Regions from separate parts of the Homo sapiens genome. Here regions 1 and 3 are each linked to region 2. The links are chromatin loops, found by intact Hi-C in ENCODE. Cell type or tissue: A673. All regions are shown on one strand. Region 1 overlaps LMCD1-AS1 (LMCD1 antisense RNA 1). Region 2 has its middle 390 kb from the start of LMCD1-AS1. Region 3 overlaps LMCD1-AS1 (LMCD1 antisense RNA 1).

Region 1 (8,000 bases), 190 kb after region 2:
AATTTGGAAGTTTAAGCTCTTCTTCCTGCATCAGATTTGATTACCCAACATTTGAAATATCTCACTGCAGTTATAAGGCAATCTAGTGAACACGTGACCTTGGTTACAACCTGGCTTGAAAATCATCACTGCCTTGGAGTCGTTCTATACCTAGCAGAGCTTGCAGAAAGAACACTGGAGGTCTCAAGTGGATTTCCTCTGCTATTTTCTCCTAACACATTTTCCTGTCGTTCCATAAAGGTCCGTTTTGTAAGAAAGGCAACTTGTGTTTTCTCAGGATGGAAGGCAAAGTTACATGCAAAGAGAAATTAACAGAATGGCAACTCTCTAGAGAACTGAATACAAGCTTGTTTTATTGCAACTCACTCCTGAATTCCATTGAAACCAACAGCCTGAGATCAATATTTCATCAACTAAGGCCATCTCAACACCTTGAGAATCAACTGGCAATGTGCCAATCTCCTATACAATACGAAGCTATTGACCCAGGAGCGGTGCCTACTGCAGATATGACTGTGTTCCTCTCTGGTACCTGGGCTTTCCTGATAACCCATGAGTGTGGTAGCCAGAAAAAAAAATCTTATCAGTTCATTATCTCCCCAGGAGAGAATTCTATAACAGCACAATTGGTGCTTCAAAATATGCACCAGGTCATTCCAACCAAGTTTTGAGAACCTTAGAATTCTAAGGTTCTTCCATTGATTCTATTCTGCAAAGTACTTACTTCAATCTGTGGCTGCACTGTCAAGTCATTGAAGATTATGATTCTTGATTTAGAAGGTTCATCTCAAATGTTTTAAATCTTTAGCTTCAGAAAAAGGAGATGTCTTTTTCTTTCCTATATACCTATTTCTCCTTCTCTCCATGGGGAAACCCATGGTATAAGTTATCTTAAAAAGTATGAAAACAAGGAGGCAAAAAAAAAAATTACAGTGTTAACCCAAGTTTGCAGGGCTAATAAACGCTAAGAGGATAGATTTTAAGTGTTCACATCACACACACCCACACACACACACACACACACACACAAATGGTAAGTATGTGAGGTAATGCATATGAATATCAATAGCTTGATTTAGTCATTCCACAGTGTATACATATATGAAAACTTTGTGTCATATACCATAAATATATACAGTTTTTACTTAATTAAAAAATAGCCAATGCATATGTAGCATTTACGATGTACCAGGCATCCATCTAAATGCTTTGCATAAATCCACTTATTTCATCCTCACAGCAACCTAGGAGGTGGGTACATTTTTGCCGATGAGGAAACTGAGGCACAGAGAGATTAAGTATCTTGTCCAACGTAAAAAGGCTGGGCCATATATGCTAAGGAGGCCTCTGGTTAGTTTTAACTCAAACACCAGCCCCCATTTAGTTTCTTTAATTTTGGGGGGAAGAAATTTCCCCTCAACAAACAAACAAACAGTGTTTGAAGAAAACCAAGTGATCATGGTATCCCTGAAATTCTCAGTGCTCTTAGAAAGGTAGAATGAAGGCACCATCCCCACTTCTGCATGACCTGATCTCCCTACACAAAGCAGATACTCAGTGAATGCTGGCAGAAAGAAAATGAAGGCTGGGAAGATTCCCAGTGCTGTCTCTATACTCCTGCAGTTTCTTTGAAAAGTTCCTCCCAGGGCTATGGCTTCTTGTGAGAAAGAAACAAAAAAGGAGTCTTCTCCCTAGTTTCAAGATTGCCCCTGACCCCCCTCCTCCCAGCCCTAACACATTAGCACCCGGCTGACTCAGTCACTTCTGATCTGTGAGTTAAGCTCATCCAATGTCTGTTGACCCACCTTCTACTTCCCTCTGCAGGGTTTGGACCACCATTCTATCCTATCTGGCACTCAGTCAGCGTGGTGTAAGAGGGGTAGACCCCCAGGCCTTCAAGTGGGTCAAGATGACTCTACATGATCACTACATTAATGAGCATGTCATTGCCACTTTCTCTCAGAGGAAATTCTCTCTCACTGCTTCTTTCTCCCCCAATAAGAGGAATATTAAGCTAGGACACACTCAAAGAGTCAGAATGGGCAATGTGGTGGAAATGAGCACTGGAATTGAGTTAAGACACCCAGATACCTTGTTGTAAATTTGCTGTGTGACTTTGAGTAAGCCTCTGCCCTACGAAGAGAGAGACCACTGGACCACTCAGGGATAACAAATCCCTGACATGTGTATCGCCATGACCCATTCCCAGACCCACGGCAGGCATCACTAATCAATCATTTTCAACTGAGCCAAAATGAAGTGTCACAATTCTTCTCCATAGAGAAGCCCTATCAATAGAACAGGACTGGCACACTGGCTTAAGCCTCTTTACCACCCTAAATTTGATAATCCTTAAGATATTTTCCATTAGTCAATTTGGTTCATATTGCATTGAAATCTAGTACAATTGGTCTATGTACATATATAATAATCTATAAATACTTGTATATATATTTTTATCACAACATACTTCTCATCTCATCATACAGTACTCCCTTCATTTTCCACACCTCCTCAGAGGCTATCAAATAAGTTTGCCCACTCATACGTTCTCAGAACCTAAGAATGTCATTCATCAGGATCAGGAAATTTGGAATATGTTCATCCATTCATTCATTCAAACTCATTTTTTAAATTTTCTGAGCAGCAGCCACATGCCAGGCCTAGCCAGGTGCCCTCTTGTTGATTTCTCTCCTGTTTGGGTGGCGATTCTTTATTCCGGTTTGGTTTTGTTCTTTCCATTCAAGACCATTTTTCCTGATACACTGCACTGCTTAGGTTCAGATGGCTGTCTCCTACACTTTCCTTTTAAACTTCTACTCTCCCAGGGAAGTGTTCTTCATTGAATTCCCATATACCTGTAGTAAACAGACACGTTAGATGAGGTTTGGGTGTGGTCAACCTCAAAATGGTAACAGAACCACTCTGAGCTCCTAAATATAGAAATTTTGGAAGAGGGAAGAGGACTCAGAAGTGTTACAAAGGAAGCTAAAGTCCAGGTTTGCTGACTTGTAAAATTCTGCCTGTGGTAAGGCATATTAGCTGCTAGGACTTCAAGCAGCCCACCTCAGGCCTCAAAAGGAAGGTTCATAATCCAAGGTCGGGATCAAATAGTGATGGCAATGAAAGAAGCCACTCAAGGGAGCCCAAGCTAGTTTTAAAAATATCTGAAGGGAACTCAGGGGGCAGAATGCTCACATAGCTCTAAGCCCATTGTGTGCCAGTTACGATGCTGAAGCAAAAACTGGAATCAAAGGATGGACAGTATTAGGGAATAGATTCTGGCTTCATGGAAGGAACGTTTGAACAGTCAGAAGGCCAAACACAGCGGCTCACAGCTGTAATCCCAGCACTTTGGGAGGCCAAGGTGGGAGGCTCACTTGAGGCCAGGAGCTCAAGACCAGCCTGAACAACATAGTGAGACCCCATCTCTCAAAAAAAAATTTTTAAAGAACAGTCAGAGCATCTCAGAGAGAGAGTGAGCAGAACATCCCACCTCAAGGAGTAAGGAGCTTCCCGGACTGGGGAGGGAATCAAGCAAGGCTGTAAGTAGAAAAAGAGGTGGGTACATGCTCGTCGTGTTGGTCTCTATAACCTCAGTGCCAGGCGCACAGTAGGTGTTTAATAAATACTTCTAAAAGAGAGAAGGGGGCATCTTGGTGAGGAAAGGGAAGGGTCTAAAAGAGGAGAGGCAGGCTAACAGCCTTGGTTCTAGAGGGAATTCTCACTCTGAGAGAGTGGTTAGACGAGATGATTTCTGGTCCTTCCTATTTCTGAGATTTTATGATTCTAAGAAGAAAGAGAAGTTTATGAAAACCTAACCCAGAGTTTTTCAGCAAGGACGTGTGACTTTTTAATGAGGGAGCTCCCTCTACTGGACAGAAGTCTGTTCTTCAACTGAATTTTGCCATTTCTTCAGCACTTGGAACTCAGAGGTGGTAGAATGTCTTCCTGTACCAATGCTTTTTAAATCCTAAAGAAACCACTATCCCATATGTCGCACCCTGGTCTGGAGAATCAACTGTGGGAACGTGACTTTGCCATAAGTAGTGAAAACACTATTGGTCAGACTCCTCCGGTCTAGGTTTTATTGTTAGCAATTTCTTTCCCACATGGAATTTGTGCCATTACCCACAGGAAAGCCACAACCCATTCCACCGAATGCAGCCAGCTGATTAACCAGCCTGTATTGAACACCTACTGTGTGCCAAGCTGCTTGGCACTGAAGATAGAATGGTAAGCAAGTAAACAGAGATAAACTCTAAGAAGGAAAACTACAGAATCCTAGGAGAGCAGATGGTAGGGACTTACACCATGAGCATGTGGACGGGGATATAAGAAGGGTGGTACACAAAAGCTTCCAAGAACTGATTTCTGAGCTGACATCTGGGTCTGGCTGAAGGATGAATAGGAGTTCATCAGTCATAGAGTAGGTGCTTGCTATTTATAAACACTGAATGGCCGAGACACACAGCCTATTATTCCACTAAAGTTTATTTCATGCTTTTTACATACCTGCTCTTGAATAGGCTGCAGACGCTTTAACGTCAGATGCTACAGCTTGTACACCAGGTAGCCCTTGAACTGAATTATTTAAGTAGAGCAGGCCAGGTTACTTCAGGTACGCACATCGAATTAAGGAATAATTATACTAGAAATCTATGTTGGCCGTATTTTCAGCAACATCACCTTTGACCTGGAAGTAATTGGAAAGTTAATAACATTTGATTTAATCTCCAAATATGGCTCACAGGTGTATTCAAGGGAGCTTTGATAACACAGACTCCTCTTAACCCATTTTGCAAGGTTAATGCATGAAGAGTCAGGGTGGGAAGGAGCCCAGAATAATGACTGTTAATCCAGATAGAGACGATATCTGCTCTTGATGAGAAGGAATGAGAAACTGACATTTATTGAAGACCTTCCAGAATCCAGACATAGGTCTATGCTATTTCATTTGGTCCTTATAGAAGCCATAAGAAATATACAGGGCCATCTTCAATTGATTGCTGAATTGGCATTGTTTCAGCCCTAATTCACAATGGTTGCATAAGAGTAACAGTTAGACTTCTTCCAGGTTTCTTCAAATTTTAAGACCATAAAACAAGATTTTGAGCTGTTACCGTGTGTCAGGCTCCATGCCTAGCATTTTAATGTAAGTGCACCATTTCACTTAATTCTAAGAATCACAATTATCCTTTCTAGCTGGGTCACTGAGACACTAAGAGATTTTGTACTTTGCTCAGAGCCACACAGCTGCTGGATGAAGGACACTTCATCCAGACCCATCCAACTCCAGAGCCCTGGCTCCTGGCCATGTCTAACACAGCATCCCTGTCCACCCAGACAGGCAGGTCTGGAGGATTCAAGAGGCTTGAATCACACCGGAAATCATTTATAGGCTATCACAACTCCAGCCAATGGCCCATGCTATGCACTCATTACAAAACAAAATAGTCACCCTTTTGCTCAGATGAGAAGAAAAACAGTGAGTTCCATTTTCCTAGTGGCACACCTCAGGGTATAAAAATTCTAATGAGAGAATTTAAACCTTTAGCTGATGCCTGTGTGCAACAAAATGCTCCAGATCACTGTAATTTAATATATAGATGCATTGCCATCATTTAGACCCTGCAATATGTTGCACAGTAAAGCAGGGCTTGGCTAGGAAGAACCCAGTCAGAAGTTTAAGACACAAGATCAAAGAGACAAGACCAAGAGTTGGATTTCAGCTGTGGGAAGCCCTTGGCCTCCTTCCCCTTTAACCCAACACAGCCTGAAGGTCACATCACCCATGTGAATTGCGCCCAAGTCTGCTCTCTCCACTTAGCACCATTTGTTCTGCATTCTGGGGCTTGAATACATGTGCTCACCTCCTTGGGTACTTGGTGTACCCATCACAGCTGGGACCACGGCTTATACATCTCAGTCACCCCCAGTGTCCAGCCCAGTGGACACTCAAACACTAGCAGGCTGTATTTAAAATAAAGTTTTTAATGTGAATTTATATTGTTAGTCAAAACATGTACCAATGACATGGAATAATGGCTTAAACCATCACAGTTGACCTGCAGGGACCAGTACTTTAGCTTCACCTAGAACAGGGCACATGATATTAAGGCCACATGTACTTGACTCTAGCTTCACCTGTGACAGGGCACATGGTATTAAGGCCATTGACTGCTAGAAAAGGAATTCCCACTGGTGAAGCTATGAGAAAACTGAGACTCAGAGAGGTTAGGCAAGGTCACACAGGTATTAAGTCGTAGAATTAGGATTTGAGCCCAGGTCTACAGGACTCCAAAATCTCAGGGATTACCTATTATGCCACATTATCTGCCCACCAGATAAACATCACCCTGCCCTCAGGGCCTTTGCTTTTTCCAAGATAAACTTTAAAGATGATCCGAGCAAACTAGGGCAGAACAAAACAGGCTACTACATCACTAGGTACACTTGGAATGTGTGTATCAAGTAGCTGAAACCCAAACAATTCACCCAATGGGATGCTGGTTCCTGTTATGTCAAACAGCCTACCTGGGCTGAAATTTTCAGAGTAATCTCCCAGTTTTAAATGACATCAACCCAGATCTGGGTGCACCAGCTCTGTCAACATAATGGCCAATATCTGGGGCCAGGGGAAATAAACCCTCATTCAGATGTCTTGATGTTCATTAATGTCACAACATCTTATTAAGGACTATGGTCACAGCACTGCATGGGCTGGGTGTTTGGTAGGGAAATGACTCCATTTTCTTATCTTCCAGATGTGTTATATGATAGATATAGAAACATTGCCTCAATCTGCATAGAAACAAAATTAGCAAAATAAAATGGCAAGGATGATAAAACAAACATCTTTGACTAATTTACATTGAATTAGCAGGATTTATTATTAAAATTGCAATGGCAGCTTGCACTCATGGAAGACTAATGGCATGTTAATCAATATGTTGAATGCTTTATGTATATTATTGTCACATTTAATTTCTGCATCATTTCCCACTTGAGACACAAGTAAACCTGGATTGGGAGAGGCTGGTCACACAGTGAGAAAACAGGTTGGATCCAAACCTATGCCCATCTGACTCCACAGCCCTAACGTTGGTGACTCTTTTACATCTTTGCTACTCAAGGTGTGAGGCAGGGGCCAGCAACAACTGCCTTCTCACAGCTCATTAGAAATGCAGAATATCAGCCTCCTTCCCCAGACCTGCTGAATGAGAATCTGCACTTTAACAGGTGACTGTACCCAGGCCATCTCATCACCTAACCATGCTTGTTTCACACTCTGGTGCCCTTCTTGGGTACTTGGTGTGTTCATCAGGAGCAGGGACCATTATTCTAGGTGTGATGCATACACCCCTTGCCTTATATCACCTGAAGTTTCCTGGGTTCCATTCCAAGCTGGCTGAGCAAGATTCTCTGGTGGTGGGACTCAGGAATCTATATTTTAACCAGTTCTTCAGACTATCCTAAAGGCATACTACTGTCTGAAAACAAACACTGTGATACATCCCGTTGTCTTAAAGTTTACATGCAGGATTCTGTGCTTTTTTCCCAAACTGAAAAGTGTATCCAAAAATTGGAGGAGTATGCAAAGAATAAATGGGTCCATTTGAGTGATCCTAGAAAGACATTCTGTTGTTGTTGATTTTGGAGTCCTGGTAAAGCATTCGTGCTTCTTTTTAAAGCCAGCTCATCAATCCCACCCAATGCAGCAAACATTTCCCAAGCTTCCTCAGGTCAGCATCAACAGAAGGGATGAGTTTTGAAGCAGCAGAGTGATACACAGAGATGCAAGTAAGCCCAACCCAAGGCACAGAATTCTGGTGACACAACAGAGAAGAGCAACATCCATCAGCTCTCCTGAACTGAAAGCCCTGATGCCCTCCCTCAGCCAAGTGGCCCCATCTGGCACCACAGCCACCGTCCCCACCAAAGCAGTAGACTGCCCACAACTTGAGTCTGAACTTTGGGTGCTGCCTGAAGTTAGGCTG
Region 2 (8,000 bases):
CAACTTTATAAAGAAATTACATATAGCATATAGGAGATAACATTCAAGCTCTTGCATGTCTGAAAATTGTCTGAGAATTTTCACTCTCATAAAGAAGTAATGAGGGCACTTGCTACTTCAGGTTATATTACAATCCACGAGGATCATAGGGAAGTAGGCCTTCTGAAAAAAAAAATAGGACCCAACAGAAGACAGGAAGTAGAGTAAGCATTGGAAAATTCAGATCATTTATTATCCCAAATAACTTGAAAAGATGGAAGTAGATTCAAACTTCTTTTGTTTGATTGTGGAAAAAGAAATTTAATCTTTTTTTTTAGAGCAAAGATTGGTGGATAGGAAAGTTCTAGAGTAGCCCTCTCCAATATAACTTTCCATGATGAGAGGAATATTCTATAATGTGTGCTACCCAATATTGTAACCACTAGCTGCATGTGGCTATTGAGTGCTTGGAATGTGGCTACTCTAAATTGTGGAATTGTGCCACATGGCTAGTATATTGGACAGAGCATTTCAAGAGATTTCAAAAGAAATGTAGATTTCAAAAGAATTTCAAAAGAAATTCAATAGGACAGTCTCAAAAATGACAATCTTACATTGCAGTCATAAAAAATTCTGAGGAGGAAAAAGGAGGAAAAAAGACTAAGACACTGGCACAGGCCCTGATGAGCTCACATATTAAAAGGGGCACACACAAAATATGGGAGGAGAGGTTATCACATATAAGAATAGCGACAGAATGAATGAACACAGTCATATAGTATAGACCAAATTTCTTGGTAAAACTTCTAAGAAAAACAAAAGATTTTTATTCTGTCTTTTGATAATGCAGAAGAAGAAAACGAACAAGGGTATAATGAGGTACGCTGCATGGGGTGACAGTGTGGTTACTCAGAAAAGAGAGGCATGTCCCAATGCTTTGCTTATCTTCGTCTTTCTTCCCAAGCAGACTATCAGTTGGTTTACAGATAAGGGGAAGAAATTTGTAGGAAAGCTCCTAGGTCTTCCAATGGAATTAAATTTTCTGGCCCAAACCTAAGGTCATGATTCTCAAAGTTGAAAGTACAAAATCATCACTTGGAGTCTTTGTTAATCATTCAAAGTACCCAGAAAAACATAGAGGGTCTAACTCCCAGAGAGTGTGGGATACTCTCAGGGATCACCATAAAGGTGCGCAGGATAAGTGCTAGAAAATCACTAACAGTATGACCGTCGAAGGGTCTCTAAAGTGGGCTGCGTGCACCCCTAACAGAAATGGAGGATGAAAATGTTAGACCTAATTAGCCGTGGTGTTTCTCTTTTCTTCTTGAGAGAATCTATGTATATACAAACATATCTTAATCTCTTTTCTCTCTTGACACAAATGGTAGCTTATTAAATATATTGGCCAGTATTGTGCTTTTTTTGGTTTTTTGTTTGTTTGTTTGAGACGGAGTCTTCCTTTGTCGCCCAGACTAGAGTGCAGTGGCGCAATCTCAGCTCACTGCAAACTCCGCCTCCCGGGTTCAAGCAATTCTCCTGCCTCAGCCACCTGAGTAGCTGGGATTACAGGCACGTGCCACCACACCCGGCTGACCCCGGTGAAACCCGGGGTTTCACCATCTTGGCCAGGCTGGTCTCAAACTCCTGATCTCATGATCTACCGGCCTTGGCCTCCCAAAGTGCTGGGATTACAGGCGTGAGCCATTGTGCTTGGCCTCAATATTGTGTTTTTTTCCCACTTAAAAATATAAGTTGTTGGCCGCTTCCTATAACACATATTTATCTGCCTCATTACTTTTAGATATAGAGAGGCAAGATGATGTAGGGGTTTTGAGCATCGACTCTGGGTTGAAATCCCCAGCTCTGTCACTTACTGGCTGTGTGACCTTGGCACTCTGGACCTTAGTTAGCTCATCTGTAAAGTGAAGGTAATAATAATAGTACCTATCTCATAGAGTTGAGTGAAGATAAAATGAGTTAATTTAAGAAAAGTAATTAGAACAGTGTCTCATATATGGTATTCTAGAAAAGGATCAGGTGATTCTGATGGTAGTGGGCCAGGTAACATACTTGGAGAATGTCTGTCCTAAAATAATGTAGTTTCATTCATTTATTCATATGTTAGGTATTTACCACATCAAATAATGAATATATAGAAGTGAATTCTTGCCTTCACAAAGCTGAGACTCCATCATAGCACAATCATGCAATATTGTCATCCCCACATCCACCCAATTAGTCTGGAAACCTGTGTTTCTTTTCTTCTCTATTTTCTTAATGGGATAATAAGGTATGCTCAGTAAATGCTTAACAATAGAAGTAATGGTAAATTTGTGATCATATAGACATGACCTCAAATACTGGTTATGCAACGGGGATTCAGGGACTCTAAAAATAAATGAAGATTTATAAAACCTGGCCACTCCTGGCAAACTTGTGAGGCTGAACCATCTTCTGGCTCAGACGTTCCCCTTTTCTCTGATCCTCTCTCCAGCCACAATTTACTTTGGAGACGAGGGTCTGATGCACTATCTCAGCAGAGAACCCCCCTGCCCCATGCTAAAATATCTCCTACCTTTCCCCAAATCTGGATAACTTAGCTCTTGCTCTCAGCCAAAGGTATCAGTCCCCAAAATTAACACAGCAAAATGTTGATGATTTGTAACTGTTTACTGTGCGTATGTGCCATTCCAAGAGAAGATGCTCATTAAAGCAGAAGCAATGAATTGCTTTATTGATTGAAATCTAAGCAAATTAATATCTAATAGTAAAGTTTTAGAAAGTATACTCTACTTCAAGGAACTCATTTTTGAATCCCGGACCTTTCCCGGGACTTTTACAGCATGTAGATGAATGTGGTCACTCTCGATAATAGCAACACCCCCCTCCCTCCATGCAGTTGCTAGTGCATTAAATCATACAAAACCTTAAACCTTCCACTTACTAAAACTCTCTGTGGGCTCGGTTCGCTATTCCTGTTTTATAAATAAGGAAACTGGGGTATGTCCGGTTTAAACAATGTGATTACACTCAAAATGCCAGAAAGGGACAGAGTCAGAATCCAAACTCTTATCTTTAGCCTTGAGTTCCAGTCCCCTTCCCACCTCATTATAGCCAATGGGGATAGAGACTACTCGGGGAAAGACTATTATCAACATAATCTGCCCTTTGTCTCGGAAAATCACACTCTCAGTCTGGTGGTTATCGTCATGAATCTAATCATCAGTTCCAGCATGCTGAACATGGCCATGATTGGTAAAATTCACACTGAAGCACAAAAAGGACGTCTGTCATCTCAACCGGAAATACAGTCCGGGTACAGCAAGCTTCCTAATTCAATAGCATTGGACCAGAAAGGCACCCTCTCTTTTCTGTAGCTTCAATGCCCTCCAGTGGGAAGATCTGACATTACACCCCAAAAGGACGGGCTGAATGGGGGCAGTGTTACTCACAGTCCTTTCTTAGAGTGTATGACATAACCCCAACTCATAAGCTACGATGTGCCTGAGAATAACTCAGCCTTATGCATTATTGCCACGATGGGTCACAGTCTCAGATTAAGATGTAGGAGCTTCCTTGCAGCCTCAGGATGCCGAATTATATCATAGATCATTTTGCCCCTTTATTTTGAATTGTGCATGATTCCTACATTTCAGGGGATTGCCTCCTTACACGCACAAACATCACACACACATCATAGAAAGCAACAGCTGGACCTGAAAGTTATCCAGCACAGAGATTGCAAACAGGAAAGACTGGGACTGTGGAAGTGTTTTGCATGCCCTGCACAACGTTTTACTTGTTTATATGCTATTTTTCTAAAATAAATTTAAATGCTTCTAGGTAGATTTGCACTCTCCAGTTGCTCACAGTTTTTACCACTTCATATTGGCTTAGTTTGGTTTCCCCAAAGCCGATTCAAAACAAGGTCTTGTATACAGGAACTTAATTTGGGAGAGTACCTAAGGAGGTAGTGAGGGGGAAGGGAGAGTGACACAGGAGGACAGAAATGCCAATAAAGGGCATGCCAATAATGGGCTGAATCATGTGTGCCCCAAATCTATTTGTTTAAGTCCTAACCCCCAGTACCTCAGCATGTAACTGCATTCGGAAGTAAGACCTTTAAAGAGGTAATTAAGATGAAATGAGGGCATATGAATGGACCCCGAAGCAATATGATGGGTGTCTTTACAAAAAGAGATTAGGATAAAGATGAGTACAGAGAGAACACGGTATGAAGACACAGGGGGAAGGAAGCCATCTACAAGCCAAGGAGAGGCCTCAGAATAAACCAACCCTGCCAACACCTTTATCTCCACTTCCCTCCTCTGGGACTGTGAGACCATCTACTTCCATTGTTTAAGCCTGTAGTACTGTGTTATAACAGCCCTGGCAAGCTCAGACAGGGTATGTGAATGAGGGGCCACTACTGTGGGCAGCTGGGGTTTAGTCCTGCCAAGGGCCCTGAGAAATTTCAGGGACGATACCTCAGAATTATGTCAGCAGAGCAGTGGGAGGCTGGGGCATTTGTCCTGAGACTGGTCCCCCTTGGCGGAGGGCTGGTCCCATCCCTGTAGCATTAACTCCCCTGCATTTCCAGGTTGCCCTGTGAATTAGGGAGTGGGAACACCCACAGGCAGAAAAGCAGGCAGTTGGAGTGAGAAGCATATGGAATGTTAGAGGGAATTGTCCACCTACCCTGCTGGAATCTCAGAGATGGGCCAGGGGACACAGCTGAGTATCCACCGCACCTGCCACACTATTATCTCACAGCTAAATGCTTTGCACATTTCCCAATCACGTGGCTTCTAAGTGACTCACAATAGCAGCCTCTCCATCATAAACACCCATCCCCTGGACTCAAGCGCAACTTTCTTCTTGCTTTTCAGGGCTCGTCCCAAGTGGATCTTTCAGAAAGCCCTTCTCTGACCACAATATAGTGCTAGTGCCACCGCTGCCCACCCCGTGGTGTGCTAGACTCGTCCAACTTAGAATCACCACTACTCCCTGCAAGTGTGTCCATGGTGCTAAACATCCCCAAGTATTTGTATATAGTGCTTTGTACAGGGTGATTTATGTGCATTCATGTGATGGTTCAGAATCTCAACGAGAGGACGATGTTTGCCACTGCTGTACAGAAAAAGGTATGTGACAGCTACCAGCTTATCTTTTACATTGATCAATTTGTCATATCCCCCTTTCAATGGTATGGATTGTTCCTTTAGTATTTGGGCAAAGCCAATGCTAATGACCTTGCATTGAGTGCTGCTTTCAGAGCTACAAGGTGCTTTCATATGCATCGTTTCAGGAGGCCCTCAAACAAGCTGATGAAATAACAGTAGCAAGGCAACACTACCGCACATTATACAAACTTGGAAAACAGAGGCCAGGGCAGTGTGTGATGTGTCCCAAGGTCACCTGACAAGGTTCTGACAGACCCACAGTGAGATCACAGGTCTCCAGTTTCTTGGCTTAGAGGCCTTCAATTTGCAGATTCTGGTAGGAAACATAAAGTCTCCTTTCACAAGCAACATAGGATGATGGAAAAAAAAAAAAAAACAGCATCAAATCTGGCTTCCAGGAACTTCCCCTTGAGAACTTGACTCTTCCATTGGCTAGATCTTCCTCTTTTCATTGAAATTGTTTCGTTATTTGGTGAACAATGGGTTTTCAGCTGCTACCGTGCAATTAAGCTCCTTGCTGATTGAAAAAGAAATTATATGATAGCATACTGGAGTGGCTTATTGCTCCTCCCATGAAGAATCTATGGGCTTGTTTTCCTAAGGTTTGTTTTCTATCTAAATGACGTCACAAATTAGTAGTCAACGATTGCACTTGTAATCATGCCAAAGGCATCCCAGCTTCTCTCTGTCAGGCCTCTGAGCCCAAGCTAAGCCATCACATCCCCTGTAACCTGCACGTACACATCCAGATGATCGGTTCCTGCCTTAACTGATGACATTCCACCACAAAAGAAGTGAAAATGGCCTGTTCCTGACTTAACTGATGACATTGTCTTGTGAAATTCCTTCTCCTGGCTCATCCTGGCTCAAAAGCTCCCCCACTGAGCACCTTGTGATCCCCACTCTGCCCGCCAGAGAACAAACCCCACCCTTGACTGTAATTTTCCTTTACCTACCCAAATCCTATAAAATGGCCCCACCCCTATCTCCCTTCGCTGACTCTCTTTTCGGACTCAGCCCACCTGCACTCAGGTGAAATAAACAGCCATGTTGCTCACACAAAGCCTGTTTGGTGGTCTCTTCACACGGACGCACATGAAACTCTCTTTGCGCTTTCCCTACTCCACACAGTAACCAGAGTGATCCTTTGAAACCATATGGCAGCCCCTGTCACTGCTTTGCACAGAATCTTCCAGTAGCTTCCCATTACAATAAGAGGAAAAGTCAAAATCATTACTAGACCCTGGACAATCTTCTCTCAGCTCCCCACGTCTCTCAGATCTCATCTGCTCATCTGCTCCTCCCTCTCCTAATCATTCTGCTCTAGCCTCACCAGCCTCCTAACTACATTTACAACATTTTTTAACACACCAAATGTATGTGTGTGCAGGACTTTTGCACTTACTGTTTTCTTTGCTGGAACTCTCTCCCAGGTTTATACATGCCTGCCCCTTTATCTCCTTCAGGTCTGCTTAAATGTCATCTTTCCAATGTGCTCTTCTAGCAAGGAAAGGATTTGCTTGTTTGGTTTGCTGCTGAATGCTCAGCTGCTAGAATACTCAATACATATTCATTGAACCATTAGAATGAATTTTATACACACACACAGACACATACACACACACACACACACACACACACATATATGTATATATAGTGTTTGCTGTATACCTTATTTAAAATAATTTATGTGAGGAGTCTAAACTTATGCAATGGATATATTATGACCCTCTCCACTATAAAAGTCTTAGATACTGACATTGTCTATTACAGAGAAGTATGTGTAGTTTCTGACGCTGGCAGAGAGAGACAAACAGCCAGTGAAACTTCATGTTCAAACATTAGTAGGAACTACTCACTGTCAGTAGTACAAATAAGACAGTGAGAAATCAGGTCTTGATTTATATACAACCCTTTAAATCTAACTTTTCATAGTCTGAGGTTGCATAATATTCTGTATGTAACTTAAATCTCTCATATTGACTGTTCATCAAGGATCTACTCTTTGGTTAAACCAAAAAAGGTAAAATGAATGCTCTTAAAAAGGCCACTGTTTTGTTTTGTGTTTCTTCAGAGCAGACTCTGAGAAAAGAACTGGAGGGCACATAATTTATTTGGGAGGGGATCCCCGGAAACAAGACAAGATAAAGGTGGGATGAGACAGGGAAAGGAAAAATGCCGATAAAAGGACTTTTAATAAGCAAATGATGACTGAGGACATGCGGAACTGAGTCTCCTTGGGAACTCTGGGAGGCTGGGTAGGAAATGCCTCCAGGAAAGGAGGATGCTTAGTGGTCTCAGTAGTAGAGGCGCATGCAGTGGGCTATATAGCCTGGAGGAGGGAGAAACCATTTCTGTAGAGAGAGCTTCTGGAGACATCCAAAGGAGGTGATTCTCAAGAGATATGCCAGAGATGACGGAGCAGGGCAGTCAGGCCCTGGAGGAAGCACAAACGGCCATTAGAGATGTCAACTCACATACCTGGCTATTCTAGACATGGGACTATTTCTCCAATAGTTGAATTTAATTTTTCCTTGAACTTGTATTCACTATCATTTCTTGGCCTTTTGGCTAAGATCAAGTGAACCTGCACCCACTGGAAGGCAGACAATCAGTTTATTTTATTGCTCCCCTCTGTCTCACTCCAGGGATTTGCAGAAGCCCCAAAGAGAATAAGGGAAGTGGAAAAATCTGATTCTCTGTTTTGGGGTTCTAGTGGTTTAATTTTATAGGTCAACTTGGCTGGGCCACTGCATACAGATATTTGGTCAAACATTAGTTTGGATGCCACTGAGAAGGCATTTTTAAAATGAGATTAACATTTAAATTAGTAGCCTG
Region 3 (8,000 bases), 130 kb after region 2:
GTTTATAGTGGAGCAAGAATATGGATTACAGTAGACTTCTCATCAGAAACCATGCAAGTGAGAAAAGAGTAGGATAAAATATTTCAAGCTCCCAATGGCCAAAGCTAGAACTGTTAAAGCAACAGAATAAGATAGTACTGGATTAATATGCAAAGTATAAAATCAACATCTCTGAGTCCATTTGATATAAGTAAATAGTTGAACATACAAATAATAAATAAGAGTGAAGAGACAATGGAAATCTTTATGCAGAATTCCAAGTAACTTACGCAGAAACTCTACCCTCACAGGGTGGGGCATAATTCCCCATTCCTCAAGTGTGTGGTGCACATAGTGACTTCCTCAAAAAGAATACAGTATGGAAAGGGGGAAAAATAGAAATAGCTTTATAGTGTCAAAATGCTACCACAATTGTGGTGACAAATGCTACCACAGGTAGGTGATCGAGGTCAGCATCAATAGCGACAAGTCACACCAATAGTATTTAAACTTGATATGATGTGGTACAAATGACACTCCCACCCCGCCTCTACTAAAAATACAAAAATTAGCTGGGCATGGTGGCTCACGCCTGTAATCCCAGCACTTTGGAAGCCCAAGGTGGGAGGATCACCTGAGGTCAAGAATTTGAGACCAGCCTGGTCAATATAGTGAAACCCTGTCTCTACTAAAAATACAAAAATTAGCCAGGTATGGTGGTGCGTGCCTGTAATCCCAGATACTTGGGAGGCTGAGACAGGAGAATCACTTGAACCCAGGGGGCGGAGGTTGCAGTGAGCCGAGGTTGTGCCACTGCACTCCAGCCTGAGAGACAGAGTGAGAATCTATCTCAAAATAAATAAATAAATTAATTAATTAATTAAAAATTGAAAAAAATATTTAAAAAAAGACACTGCCTCTGTGATCTTCTGCCTGAGATGGACAACCCCAGTCTAATTATGAGAAAAACATCAGAGAAAACTCAACTGTAGGACAGTCTACCAAACAACCAGTAATTCTTAAAACTGTCAATGTCATCAATAACAGGGAAAGACTGAGAAACTGTCACAACCAAGAGGAACCTAAAGAGACATGTTGACGAAATGTAATGTGGTATCTTCGGTGGGATTCTGGGGATTCGGGAGCAGAAAAAGGACATTAGGTAAAAGCTAAGTAAATCAGTCTGTAACCATCATAAAACAATTAATATTTACCTATTAATTTTAACAGGTATACCATACAAATGTAATGATGACAATATAACTTTTACATATTTTTATATTTCATGAGGAATTTTATATGCAACTAAGGTAATAATAACTTAATCAACATTATGCCACAATGTACCATACTAACATAACATTAAGATGTTAATGGGAAACTGGATGGGGAGCATATGGGAACTTTCTGTTTGCTATATAACTAAAATTGTCCTAAAATAAACATTTACTTAAAAATAAAGTCAAAAGAGACTGGGTGCGGTGGCTCATGCCTCTAATCCCAGCACTCTGGGAGGCCGAGGTGGGCGGATCACAAGGTCAGGAGATCAAGACCATCCTGGCTAACACGGTGAAACCCCATCTCTACTAAAAATACAAAAAAAAAAAAAAAAAATTAGCCAGGCGTGGTGGCGGGCATCTGTAGTCCCAGCTACTCGGGAGGCTGAGGCAGGAGAATGCCGTGACCCTGGGAGGTGGAGCTTGCAGTGAGCAGAGATTGCTCCACTGCACTCCAGCCTGGGCGACACAGCAAGACTCTGTCTCAAAAAAATAAAGTAAAACAAAATAAAATAAATAAATAAATAAATAAATAAAGGCTTTCTTGGGCTCATATATTAACATACAATTTATCACCAGCAATCATGTACTCTAAGAAATTTCAAAGGATGTTCTTTAGGCAGAAGCATAATCAGACAGAAACTTGCATTTACATAAAGAAATAAAGAGATCTGAAATGGCCAAAATAAAAGTAAACATAATTTTTTTTTTCTTTCTTGTAATGGCGCTAAAAGAAAATCCACTAAAGAAAACTTTGTGACATTGTTTTGCAGAGTTTGCAGCATTTGTAAAAGTAAAAATGTATGATGACAATTGCACAAAGGACAAAAGAGAGGAATTGGAAGTACCCTGTTTTAGGATTCTTGCACTATGTGTGGCCTTGTAATATCACTTGAAGGTAGACTGTAATAAGTTGCAAATAGAAATAATGGATCAAATGAGCTGCAAAAATATAGTTGCTGCCACAAAATTTAGCTTTTGATTCAAAAAGTAAGGCATGAAATAGTTCAGAAAATTACACAGGAAGAGACTATGAGAGAAAGACAATGAAAGACAGCAGTAGCCACATTATGTGTTTTTGGAGAGTGTATATGTGTGTGTTTTCTTCTAACTAGAAACATAGTAATGTTTAAAGTAACAAAAAGACAACAATATAGTGATTTTATCCCTGAAGTTTTGGAACTATGAGTTTACTTCATGCCTTTCACCTTATGCCTGCTTTGGGGCAGAATTAATTAAACATGTGAAGATGACATACATACTTTTACATAACTCTGGACTCTCATAAGAAGGTAGGGAAAGATTAGGAATGTGATTACTTAAGGAGAATAAAAGGAGAATAAAATGTACAAGCCAGGATTCAGCTCTCGACGTGGCCTCTTAAGAATGTGCCCTTAAGTAACACTTGACTTTACAGAACCGTCAATTTCACATGCATATCATGAGGCAAATACTCTACCTTAAATGGAAGTTATAAGGCACGTAACAGGTCATTCATACATTTTAGCTGCCTTCTCTAAGAGAAAGTTGTGGATGGAGAATATTTTACTCAAAATTAAGGGTGAGAGTTAAAACGTGTACTAGACAATACAGCAGAAACATTGCCCAATCCAGACAGTTAGAACCAAATCAGAATGGATGTGCCATAAACAACACTTCACTAGGACTTTGCTAGGTTAGACTGGCTGAATATCAGCTATGCTGGAAACTGTAAGTTATTTTGATTTCTAAAGTTGGCCCAGTCATCCTGTCCTAATTACCAGAGGCTAGTTCAAGCAGAAATTGTTTATTATATTTTATTTGTTTCTGTGATATGCAAAGCAAACAGCATTTGAAGAACCTATCTGTATGTAAAGGCTGAGTTTTAGATGTTTGACAATAAATGAGCTATGTGGTGGGTTCATGTAAGGCTATATCGACATATTATGCAATGCAAATATTTGTGATTTCTCTTCTAGTTGGAAGCCCAGGATAGCATGTGAGTCTGTTTCTAAATTTTAGCTCCAGTTTTCTCTGGCACAAAATTATCATTGCTTCTCCTCCTCCTCTTCCTCTTTCTCTTTCCTCTCCTTTTTTTTTTTTTTTTTTTTTTTAAGTACCTCTTCTGGAAGCTAAAGCTTTTTCTTACATGGTAGCTTTTACATTCACCAGAAATTTAGTCTAAGTTTTGTCTGTCTGATTTTCTTTCTTTCCTTGAGTTTAATTCATTTTGTTCAATTAACAGTCAGTGAAGATCAACACGATACTAAGTGCCAAACTATTAATACAAGAGTAAATCTATAAATACAACTGTGGGAGCTTGGAAGAATTTCTGGTAGCGTAGATGGATGAGGTGAGCAATGAGAATGGTTGCCATCCAGAGGTAGACATAGAAATGCATTTGCTTGTGCGAGTGAGTTGGCAACATTGGTGAACAGGAAAGCCTGAGTGAGAAGTCAAGGGATCTAGGCAGGTGATGGTCTAAATGAAAAGTCAACAAGAAGAGGAAAGGATTTTCTGAAAAGAAGTAGAGGATGCTGTACTAAGAGGTTTCCTTGAGTAGATGGCCCCATAACCTGTGGCCTGAGCCTTAACTTGGCCTAAGTCCCAGAGTTGCCTGACATGGGAAGGCTGACTCAGGTAATCAAACATATGAGATTGAGGCACACGGTCCATAAGCCAATTTGCTAGTTTCTAATGAGGCTTACACTGTTCTGATTAGTTGAATTCTTGTCCCCCATTTAAGGCCCCACTCCTTCTCAATTCAGAAGCCTAAGACATCAAAAGATTTCCATGTCACAGACTGAAAGCTGTATTTCGAATGCTAAACACCCACAAAACTTAGGAATGGCAATTCTGAATGCCTGGGGTGGCATGCTCAATATGCCACAGTGATCATTGAAATCACCCTGGTCCCACCCTTGCAAACATAAAAACATAACCAAAATAAATTAAGTTATTTTCATGAACTTATATAATTTTTGCCTTACCACAAGTCTAATTTAATGCAAGGTGAAATAATGTCAAAGATATATTTAGTACTTTCCCTTTAAATACTGCTGCTAAAACTAATAATATCCTGGATCATACATTTTTTATCTCTAGGAGTCACTTTTTTCCTGATAGTTTATAGCTCTGATACTTTGTCACTAGGAAAGAAAGATTCAATGTATAAGAATTTGATTTACAAACTTTGAGCTGTACAGCTATGTAGATGTGCTCTTGGATGTCCCCTGGTGGCTGACTAGAGTCAATACATGTCTCATAAATGCCCCACTACCAGCTCTTCTTGTTTCCCCTTTGCACAAGGACTGCAGCCTGTTCTTGGAATGTATTATCATCACATATTGTTAATACATCTGAAAGGAAAACAGATATCATCTGCCTCCACTTACTCATTTTCAACCTGGGGACTAATGCTCAGAGAGTGAATGTTTCACCCAGGGTGATAGAACCAGCCGCAGACAGAGCTGGGACTGGATTCCAAATGGTCACACAACTAGACCCCACAAAGTTTTATGAGCTCCCATTCAGCAAGCCAAGAAGCCTGTGTCTCCTTGTTTTCTTCTTCCATTGTGAATATATGCAAAGCAGTAAAATTGTAATTGCAAGAATTGTATACCCTCATTGAGCTCATTTGGTTTAAGTGCAGAGTGCTACGATTCTTGTCGTTTATCATCCAGAACTAAAACTCCTTCATGTATTTTGAAAGAAGGAAATGAAACAGCAGAATTATGATACATCAGTCCACTTAATTATTGTTTACAAGTCTTAGTGAAGCAGCATGCCAAGAGTTTTCTTTGCCACCCAAGCTGTACTCTAGATGGCGAGCCATAGCCTCATAGCTGCCAGAGAGTTTGAACAGTCCTGCCAGATTTTCAGCAAGTCCATCCATCAAACTAGAACTAAGTGAGTATGCAACAAATACTAGAATTTCTACAAATATGAGAGGAAGAATGATGCTTGAACCATTCTAATTGTCTTAATTCTGAATACCTTCTCATGAGAGATGGTTCAGATCCATGGACTGCTTAGATCTTCAGCCAGGATGATGTGCTCCCAGAATGATTCTACTGGCCATTAGAAGAGATGGCCAAGTGATCTCTAACTGACAAATAGGAACACGAATGCCATGAAATATAAAAATGATAGAGATTGAAGAAAGATGTTGGGACCACTGAGAGATCCTTCCAAGTCACATCTGAATTATTTCATGTCCTTTTAACTCTGGACTCAAAGACTAGGTTTCAGCACCCATTAGTCACTGCAGGCCAACAGGTTCCAAACAGGTTCTTTCTAGCCATTTATTCCAATTAAGCACATAACCCTCTTGAAGGTCTCAAAGAGTTTTGTGTTTTTGCTAATAATAAAATCAGACAAAAGCCACAATAACAAGCAAAGAGAGATTGACAGGGTTGGAAAAGTTGATCAGATTAAAAATAACACACATCTTGCCAAAGAAGATATACAGATGACAAGTGAATATATAAAAATATGCTCAATATCATTTGTCATTAGTTAATTATAAATTGAACAATGAGACACCAAATGCATACCTACTAGAATAGCTAAATTAAAAATAATAACAATACCAATTGTTGGCAAGGATGTGGAAAAACAGGAACTTTCAGATACTGCTGGTGGGAATGCAAAATGATATGGCCACTTTAGAAGAAAGTTTGGCAGTTTATTACAAAGCTAAATATAGTTTTATCACACAACCCATTAATCACACTCCTGGGTATTTACCCAAATGATTTGAAAACTTCTCTGGGGGGAGGGGGGAGGGATAGCATTAGGAGAGATATCTAATGTAAATGATGAGTTAACGGGTCCAGCACACCAACATGGCACATGTATACATATGTAACAAACCTGCACGTTGTGCACATGTACCTTAGAACTTAAAGGATAATAAAAATAAATAAAACTCTACACAAAAACCTACCTGTGAATCTTCACAGCGTCTATATACATAATCACTAACCACTGAAATCAAGCAAGATGTTCTTTAATAGATGTGGAATGGATTAACAAACTGTGCTATGTCCATATAACCTATTTATCTTAAAATTATATTTTATTCTGTTTATATGGATATATAGTATTACATATATTATATGGATATACATTATTCATATAACAGAATACAAATAAATTAGCTATCAAGCCATGGAAAGTTACAGATGACTCTTAAATATATACTGCTAAGTGAAGGAAGTCACTCTAAAAATACTACATACTGTATGGTTACAATTATATGGCATTCTGGAAAGGCAAAACTATAGCAATGGTAAAAAGATCAGTGTTTGCCAAAGGTTTCAAAGATGAAGAAAAGGGTTGACTAGGTGAATGAAGCATAGAGGGTATTTTTAGGGTGGTGAAGCTGTTCTGTATGGTACTATAATGGTGGGTACATGACAGTACAGATTAGTCAAAACCCTTAGAACTATATGCACAGAGTGAACTTTAATGTCTACAGATTTTTAAACTAAATTTATTGTTCATATTTGAGGTTTACAACATGACATTGTGGGATACATATAGATAGTAAAATAATTGCTATAGTGAAGCAAATTAATGTTATCTCTCAGCTCATATAATTACCTCTTTCGATAAGAGGGATTTTAACAAAATTTCCTAATCCAATACAATTTTGTTAACAATAGTCTACATGTTATACATTTAAAAATCATTCAAGAGGTTGAAGATTCCAGGATGGAATCCAGAATGTGACGTTTTAACAGTATTACAATTGTATGAAACAACCTCACTGAAAGGGGTTAGGGAGAGAGATGCTGATCTAAGTAACTTTGAAAATGAGTGGAGTCTATAAGACTAAAGGCAGAATAAATTGTACTTTAGCACTGTACTCTAGTTGATAAACTTATTTCCCATTGAGTAAAGATGAACCATTCTGATACGTCTATACATGTGTACTAAAATTAAACAATGGCAGATGGTGAGGCCATGTTTCTCATGACTGCAGTGGGGGTTTGCAGATAAATAAAGGGAGCCCCCCCTTTATATGACACCCCACACCTACAGTGTGCCCTGCTCATAGTGGTATAGTGATTTCCTTAATAGGCATACAGCATAAAAAAAGGAGGAAAAATAGTAATTTTATAGTGTTAAAACGTAACAGACATACCTCAGCAACAGATCAAAGTATCAACAGTGATAAGTCATACTGATAGTATAGTGTCTACTGGTATCCATGGGGAATTGTTTCCAGGACTCCCCTCCCACCAAGATATGAACATCTGCAAAGGCACAAGTTCCTTATATAAAATGGCATGGTATTTACATACAACCTTCACATATACTTCTTTATACTTTACATTATCTTTAGATTACTTATAATGCCTAATACAATGTAAATGCTATATAGTTATGCTGTATTTTTATCTGTCTTATTTTTTACTGTTGTATTGTTAGTTTTTCTTGTTTTTTTCCAAAATACTTTTGATCTGCAATTGGTTGAATCTGTGCATGTGGAGGCCACAGATACAGAACCTGTGGATTCAGAGGGCTGACAGTATTCACACTTGATGTGAGATTTATTTCAAATTCAGTTACGTTATTTTCAGCTATGTATACATTGTGATAGATACTAGGAAGACAAAATAATAAAGACAAGCATGAGCATTCACAGCAGCTAATTGTCCAATGGAGAAACTAATAAATCATTCATATACATATTGTTCAAGTAGTATTTATTCAGTGGCCATTTACTTGGCCTTGTAGCTGTAATGGTAAGTAAGT

Evidence for each region. Hi-C counts contacts between places; a loop is a spot of excess contacts. Peaks named below come from ENCODE experiments on the same cell type or tissue, not always from the same donor. Only the 100,000 strongest peaks of a DNase experiment are listed, where the experiment ranks them.
Region 1: it touches region 2 in a loop (9-fold over the local background); 11 of 110 quality-filtered maps call a loop at or near these places.
Region 3: it touches region 2 in a loop (3-fold over the local background); 4 of 110 quality-filtered maps call a loop at or near these places.

What each region holds. Positions count from the first base shown.
Region 1 is chr3:8,298,308-8,306,307 of GRCh38, forward strand. All of the region lies in intron 3 of LMCD1-AS1 (LMCD1 antisense RNA 1), which reads right to left. Among named protein-coding and RNA genes, the nearest start is that of LMCD1-AS1, 200 kb to the right of the region's middle. In A673, a CTCF peak has its summit at 3,881 (motif pointing left); a DNase peak (open chromatin) is centred at 3,864; H3K27ac peaks cover 6,447 bases.
Region 2 is chr3:8,108,022-8,116,021 of GRCh38, forward strand. No RefSeq gene overlaps it. Among named protein-coding and RNA genes, the nearest start is that of LMCD1-AS1, 390 kb to the right of the region's middle. RefSeq lists an enhancer at 5,590-6,163. In A673, a CTCF peak has its summit at 3,385 (motif pointing left); a DNase peak (open chromatin) is centred at 3,360.
Region 3 is chr3:8,235,450-8,243,449 of GRCh38, forward strand. All of the region lies in intron 3 of LMCD1-AS1 (LMCD1 antisense RNA 1), which reads right to left. Among named protein-coding and RNA genes, the nearest start is that of LMCD1-AS1, 260 kb to the right of the region's middle. In A673, CTCF peaks have their summits at 4,466 (motif pointing left) and 4,669; a DNase peak (open chromatin) is centred at 4,462; H3K27ac peaks cover 1,542 bases.